2 separate regions of the Mus musculus genome follow, and region 1 is linked to region 2. A link is a loop called in an ENCODE intact Hi-C map of the cell type or tissue named here. Cell type or tissue: heart. All regions are shown on one strand. Links, peaks and the distances in the headings refer to the core of each region. The heading gives the core; the rest is flanking DNA.

The links. A loop is a pair of places that touch in the nucleus more often than their neighbours do. Peaks named below come from ENCODE experiments on the same cell type or tissue, not always from the same donor. Only the 100,000 strongest peaks of a DNase experiment are listed, where the experiment ranks them.
Region 1: it touches region 2 in a loop (1.9-fold over the local background); 3 of 42 quality-filtered maps call a loop at or near these places.

Annotation. Positions count from the first base shown.
Region 1 is chr11:109,791,189-109,794,098 of GRCm38, reverse strand. It overlaps 1700012B07Rik (RIKEN cDNA 1700012B07 gene), which reads left to right. Exons shown (of 5, transcript NM_027038.1): 5 at 2,305-2,538. The coding sequence ends at 2,532. Among named protein-coding and RNA genes, the nearest start is that of Gm11683, 4.5 kb to the left of the region's middle. In heart, for the core only: no CTCF peak of the experiment used is centred there; no DNase peak of the experiment used is centred there.
Region 2 is chr11:109,720,280-109,723,189 of GRCm38, reverse strand. It overlaps Fam20a (family with sequence similarity 20, member A), which reads left to right and starts at 952. Exons shown (of 11, transcript NM_153782.2): 1 at 952-1,878. The coding sequence starts at 1,475. In heart, for the core only: CTCF peaks have their summits at 1,019 and 1,580; DNase peaks (open chromatin) are centred at 1,219 and 1,949; H3K4me3 peaks cover 1,687 bases; H3K27ac peaks cover 1,256 bases.

The DNA.
Region 1 (2,910 bases), core at 257-2,756, 71 kb before region 2:
TCAGATTAAGTCCTCGGGGGCCACCAGGGACAACCCTCGGGTCTTCATCCTTTTCAAGAGTGGATTAGTCAATTTTGGCCCCAAGAATGCCGAGTCGCAAAGGGTTAACGCTAACCCCTAACTCAGTATCTTAGATTGGCAAGCATCTATTCTCCGGACTCATTATCTACAGAGGAATATACTTCTGTTGCTTTCACTCACTGCCAGCTCACAGAAAAGGAGGGGGTAAAGTGCTGAGACTTGTCCTCCCATCTGCCACCATAAGTAGTCTCTCCTATCATATGGGACAGTGACGTGTGGGAGGAGTTCAGGGGATGGCTACAGCTGTGATGTTCAGAAATGAGGCAATTCCACAGGAAGAGCTATACTGGAAAGGAGAAGCAGTTGGTATACTTGCGGTCTGAAAATCTGAGTGTGCCTCAGCATTACTTGGACAGACTGTGTAAAAATGTAGACTCCTGGGGCTATGACAATGACTTAATGGGCTGTTCAAGCAATACGGGCCTGAGTTCAAATCCCCAAACATCTACATAAAAAAGCTGGACGTGGCTCCGTGCATACCTGCAATTGTAGCTCTATGGGTGACAAGGGGCAGACCTTGGAGGATCCCTGGGGCTTAGTGGATGTCGTCTAACTATGGGTTCAGTGAGAGACCTTGGCTCAAGAGAATAATACAAGGAATGATAGATCAGGACATCCACCACCCTCTTCTGGCTTCCATGTACCCATGAATGTGCACATATGTGCACACACACACACACACACACACACACACACACACAGTGTGGATCCCAAGCTTTTGTGATTCCAATTATGTGGTGGGTTTTTTGGCAGGCGGGAGCTTGGAATTGCCTTCCTGAATTATTCTGTATACTGCCTTTGTGCCTTATTACCCAGTCAACCACGTCCCAGCCTTGCTTCTGCGATGGCACCCACAGAAAATTACCCACTAGGAGGGTAACTAACAGGGTTAAACAACTAGAACCCTGAGCACAGAAGAGACAGCATGCCAACTGCAGCTAGTCACAGCCCTCCAACGTGTGCTGGATCCTGCTTGTAACACATCTGTACTAATGCTTACTGAACATCAGGATCAGCCAGGAAATCAGATATATTAATAATGTCTAAGCCTTCCTCGGAACAGTTAGATGAGAGGCTTGGGGTTGGATCCCAGACATCACATCTGCAGGTCTTCAAGCTCCGCACATGAAGTCACCAGCGCATCCTTAGCTTGCCAAGAGTGACTTTGACATTTGTCCCTGCAGTTTCCAACTTTTAGCACATGGAATCTTGAGTCTCAGAAGACTCCGAGGTCCTCATTCTAAAAGCGAATATCTCAGCTCCTTTGGACCGGAGCAAACCAGATGGTTTGTCGTATTAACCACATTCCCATGTGAAGTTGAATTTGAAAATTACCACTCTCTGACCTTTCTAGAAACTAGCCACATTTCATCTTCTGTCCACTGACCAATATTCTTCAGACACTGTGCTTCTGTCCAGGCCCAAACACGAGAACGGGATCCAAACCCCACCCCCAAGAAGCCTCTGTTCTTCCCGGAACCCCAGGAACAAACGCCGTGAACCAAAGTCATGCAGTCATGATACGTGGTTAATGAGAAGATGCATAAACTGATTACACAGAAGGAGCTAAGAGCCATTTATATCAGCATGTGGTGTTGCTGCAGAACAAACCCCTACAAATGGATGCCTCCTCTATGGGAAGAGACTATCTCCCATGTGCTAAGTTATTAACTCATGTCATGTTGCAGTAGTGACTTTTCTGTTAATGTGATAAAACAAGAAATGATGGCAGGCAGGAAGGGTTTATTCAGGCTTATGACTCCAGAGGGATGGAGTCCATGATGGTGGGGATCCTGCAGCATATGACAACAGGAAACCAGCTGGTGATGTATTTCTATGCACAGGAAGCAGAAGGGCAGAACAGGAAGTGGAGGGAGGCCACTTCCCCCCTCCCCCAGTACTTCCTCCAGCAAAGCTCTCCAAACAGCATCACTGGGGGGGGGGGGAGTTCTCATTCAAACTACCACCCAGGTTGTGCACTGAAGACTCTGCTAACACTTAATTCTCACGCACTCTGTCCAATTGTCACGTATCATGCACACTCTGTACACAGGGCCTAAAGCTAGAAAAACACCGCTGCTTGTCTTCATCTGTTAGCATTCCATAGGGAAGCCAGGGGTTGAGCCTGGGAAGGTGTAGCCAGGCACAGCTCCCTTTGGAGATATCAACAGGTATTCTCCACCTCCATGCCCCTTCTCACCACAAGTCTTCCCTGCTTCACAGGAGATGCGAAGGCTGGTGCTGCCCAGAGACTTGCCCATGAGTTCTCACAGGCGGAGAATAAACCCTTCATCCCTCGGTGACATGAACCTCCAGGATTCACCCCTGTCTCCAGAGCTGACATTGGGAAACGATGATGGCCATCATGAGAAGGACAAGCCAGTGAGCCACATTAAAAAGCCTTTATTCCCCCCAATAGTTAAAACAATGAAATATAACGACATGAAATGAAATTGCAAAACTTGTATGGTGGTCCCTCACTGCAAGATCTGACGTAAAAACTGAAAACGTCCAGGGATCCGAGACCGTTGAGCCAGCCTCACATATGACCACATTTATATGATCTAAGAAATGACCATATTATGCTCTGGCATGGGCTGAACCATTAGGAAGTGTAAGAGGCACAACCAGACACGTTCCTCAGAAGCCTGAAAAATTATTAGGATAAGGCTGCCACTCTGCACCAGAAGTCCAACATTGCTCACTCGCTACTCCTGGGATATTATATGAGCATCTTGGGTTTAGTTCCTCACAATGCGGCTGATCAGAGTGGGGGTTGGGGTGGGAGAGAGAGACAGATTGAGAGAAGAGAGGAGAAAGGAGAGAAAA
Region 2 (2,910 bases), core at 300-2,799:
CTTAACCAATGAAATTAGCATACATAGGCGCTTTGTTGCCCAGGCAGGCAACAGCTGGGGGGAAACAGTCTTTTCCTGAACATTCTCCAGGGTGGGGCCACCTCTCCAGGCAGACTCGCATTTACTATGCTCCCAAATTATAAAACAGAGAAAGCCAAGGTTTCAGGGCTGCCCTCCCCTGATCCTCAGAAGGAAGGAACACGGGGTGGAGAAGTGTAAATGACCTCACAGGATATCAGGAGAAAGCCTAAGTAAGCGGGTCCTCCAGTGATTCATTTGGGTGGACTACTTTCACACCAAGCTACATTCAAGAGTTCGGAGTGGGGTCATTTGGGGCCCCTCCCTCCCTGCCATTTCCTCTTTTCAAAGTACTGGAAGATTTGGAGTCAAACTCCATCCAAACAGGAAATCACCCAGGTTCTAGGTTAAGGGGAGTGGGAGGGGCTCTTATTTTTTAAAGGGCAAGCTATTTTTGTGCACCACGTGAGTATCTTCAGAGCAAGTGCCTACTATGTGCTGGTTGCTATGAATCCAGTTTATGCCCTGCAGCGAGTATGCTGAGAAATGAAATCCAAACCCCCAGACACACATCTGGCAAAGCTTACAGAAGAAAGGCTTTTAAGGGTTTGCATTGTCCCCCCCCAAAAAAAAAAACCCTAAAAATGGAAATGAAAGGCTCAAGTCCACCTCTCTTGGGCTCACCAGGATGTGTATGAAGAGCCCTGAGCAAGGAAAGTGGGGACAAAGAGGAGGAGCCGGAGGAGAGGATTGATGACAAGGTGGAAGGGCAGAGCCGGCAGCAAAGGGATTGGGAGTTTGGCTGGCAAGCTATGCCAGAGGCAGGTGCCAGCTAAGAGTGGGCGGAGGTGCGGGCGCCAGGCCAATCCAGGCAGCGGGGAGGCTCCGCGTTACCTCTGCCTCTAGGAGTCTAGGCGCAAAGACAAGCTCGCCCTGAGTCGCCCCTGCTTTGTCAACTCTGCGTTCCCTCCGCTCCTGCCAGCCCGGGGCACAGGAGTCCCTGCCGCCTGCAGGAGGAGCCGCTGGATCTGTCTCAGCAGCTGCGGAGAGACAGCATCCTTGGAAGAGACGCCCCGGGCTACGCAGTCTCTCCAGCCTCCTCCTAGGGGGCGAGAGCTCCTTTGCGCTCCCTCCAGTGATCGCCCTCTACACGGCCACCAGAGCCAGCACTCCTCCACGGGACCTCCCCACCTGAGCGGTCCCTGGCAGAGGGGGTCACAGGGCAAAGAGACTCAAATAACAACCGGGTAGCCAGGGAACCCCAACCCTGCCTCTCTACTGGGCAAGAAAAGACGACGCTGTCAACACTGTGAGCTTCCTGCACGCGGTCCCCAAGTTCAGGGAAGACACCCTTCCAGGAAGAGCTAATCCCCTGTGTGAGCATTCCAGCCTCCTCCGGACTCCAGGAGCTTCTTCCGTCTGCACCCCAAGTGTTTCCCGGGTGTCCGCTTGGGCCATGCCCGGGCTGCGCAGGGACCGCCTGCTGGCCCTGCTGCTCCTGGGCGCGCTCTTCTCCGCCGACCTCTACTTCCACCTCTGGCCGCAAGTGCAGCGCCAGCTCCGGCCGGGCGAGCGCCCCGCCGCCTGCCCGTGCTCTGGCCGCGCCCCCTCCGCGTCTCTACACTCAGCCGCAGCCTCCCGAGACCTTGGCACAGCCTCGCACAACTTTTCAGGAGCTTTGCCCCGGGTTGAGCATCCCAGCCGCGGCCACCCTGCCCCGCGCTCTAAGCTGCAGGCCCTCTTCGCCCACTCGCTCTACCAAGTCCTGGAGGATCCGCCTCTCCTGGGACCCGAAGACTGGCTCCTGGCCAGCCAGGAGGCGCTGCGGTATTACCGGAGGAAGGTGGCCCGCTGGAACAGGTGAGAACCCTTCCGAGGAACCCCAGCACCGGACTCCCTAGCATGACCCTCCAGGTCCTGGCTACCCATGTCCACTCCCACCCTGGGCTGTGGGAACTTCACTCTGCCGTCACAGCCTGGCACTAGGCTTCGATCCCCATCTGGACGCCCACCAGCTGTAGCAGGCCTTAGATTTCTGAGCAACAGCAAAGAAATGCTCCCAGCCACTCCCCTCGAGTTCCTGGGTTCTCTAGCCAGTCAGTTTCCTGGTCCCAATGCTTTCTCGGGCCTCTTTCGCGCTGTCCTGCTGTGGACAGCTGCTCTGGGCCTGCTGTTTTCCAGAATGAACTTTGCAAACAGAGAGCAGGGCTGGCGACACTCAGCTCTGCTCTTTGGTCAGATCTGACTGTCATATCCCAAAGACCCAGTTTCCCCCCCCCCCCCCCCCCCCGTCCCTGTCCCTCTGCTCAGGGTTGGAGACCAAAGAGGTCAGCTGGAGCAAACTCTGATACGGCCAATCCCTGTTGCTCATTAAACAGGGCCTGTCGGGTGTTTAGGCAATGTTCCAAACTGAAGGCAATTTATCATCTTTTATTATTGTGATGATTTGGGCTGAGGCTACTGGAGAGAAAGGGGTTCGGGGTTCGGGGTTCGGGGGCTGGAGGCCTAGGAATTTTGTAATCTGAAAGCAAAAATTGGAGTTAAATATTAAAGTATTTAGGATAAATCTAAGAGTGTTTTCACAAGGGCATGTTGGATAACGTATCTAGGATAAATTTGTTTTAACAAGAGTGTGTTGGCGATGTTGAGGTAGAGGCTGTTGGGAGGTCCCCCAGCCTAGAGCAGAAAGCCTTCATATGAATTAAGGGCTCTTTCAAAGTCTAGAGCTTGTTGGTCACTTGAATCCAGGGTTCCGTGTTCCTGACACACCCATCTGTTAATACAGAGATTTCAGAGTGAGGTGTCAGGGGTGGTTTTGGAGTCTCTCTGGAAGATGAGAAAGCCATAAATCTCAGTTGAAACTCTGTTGCTAGCCCAATTTAACTGTTTTCT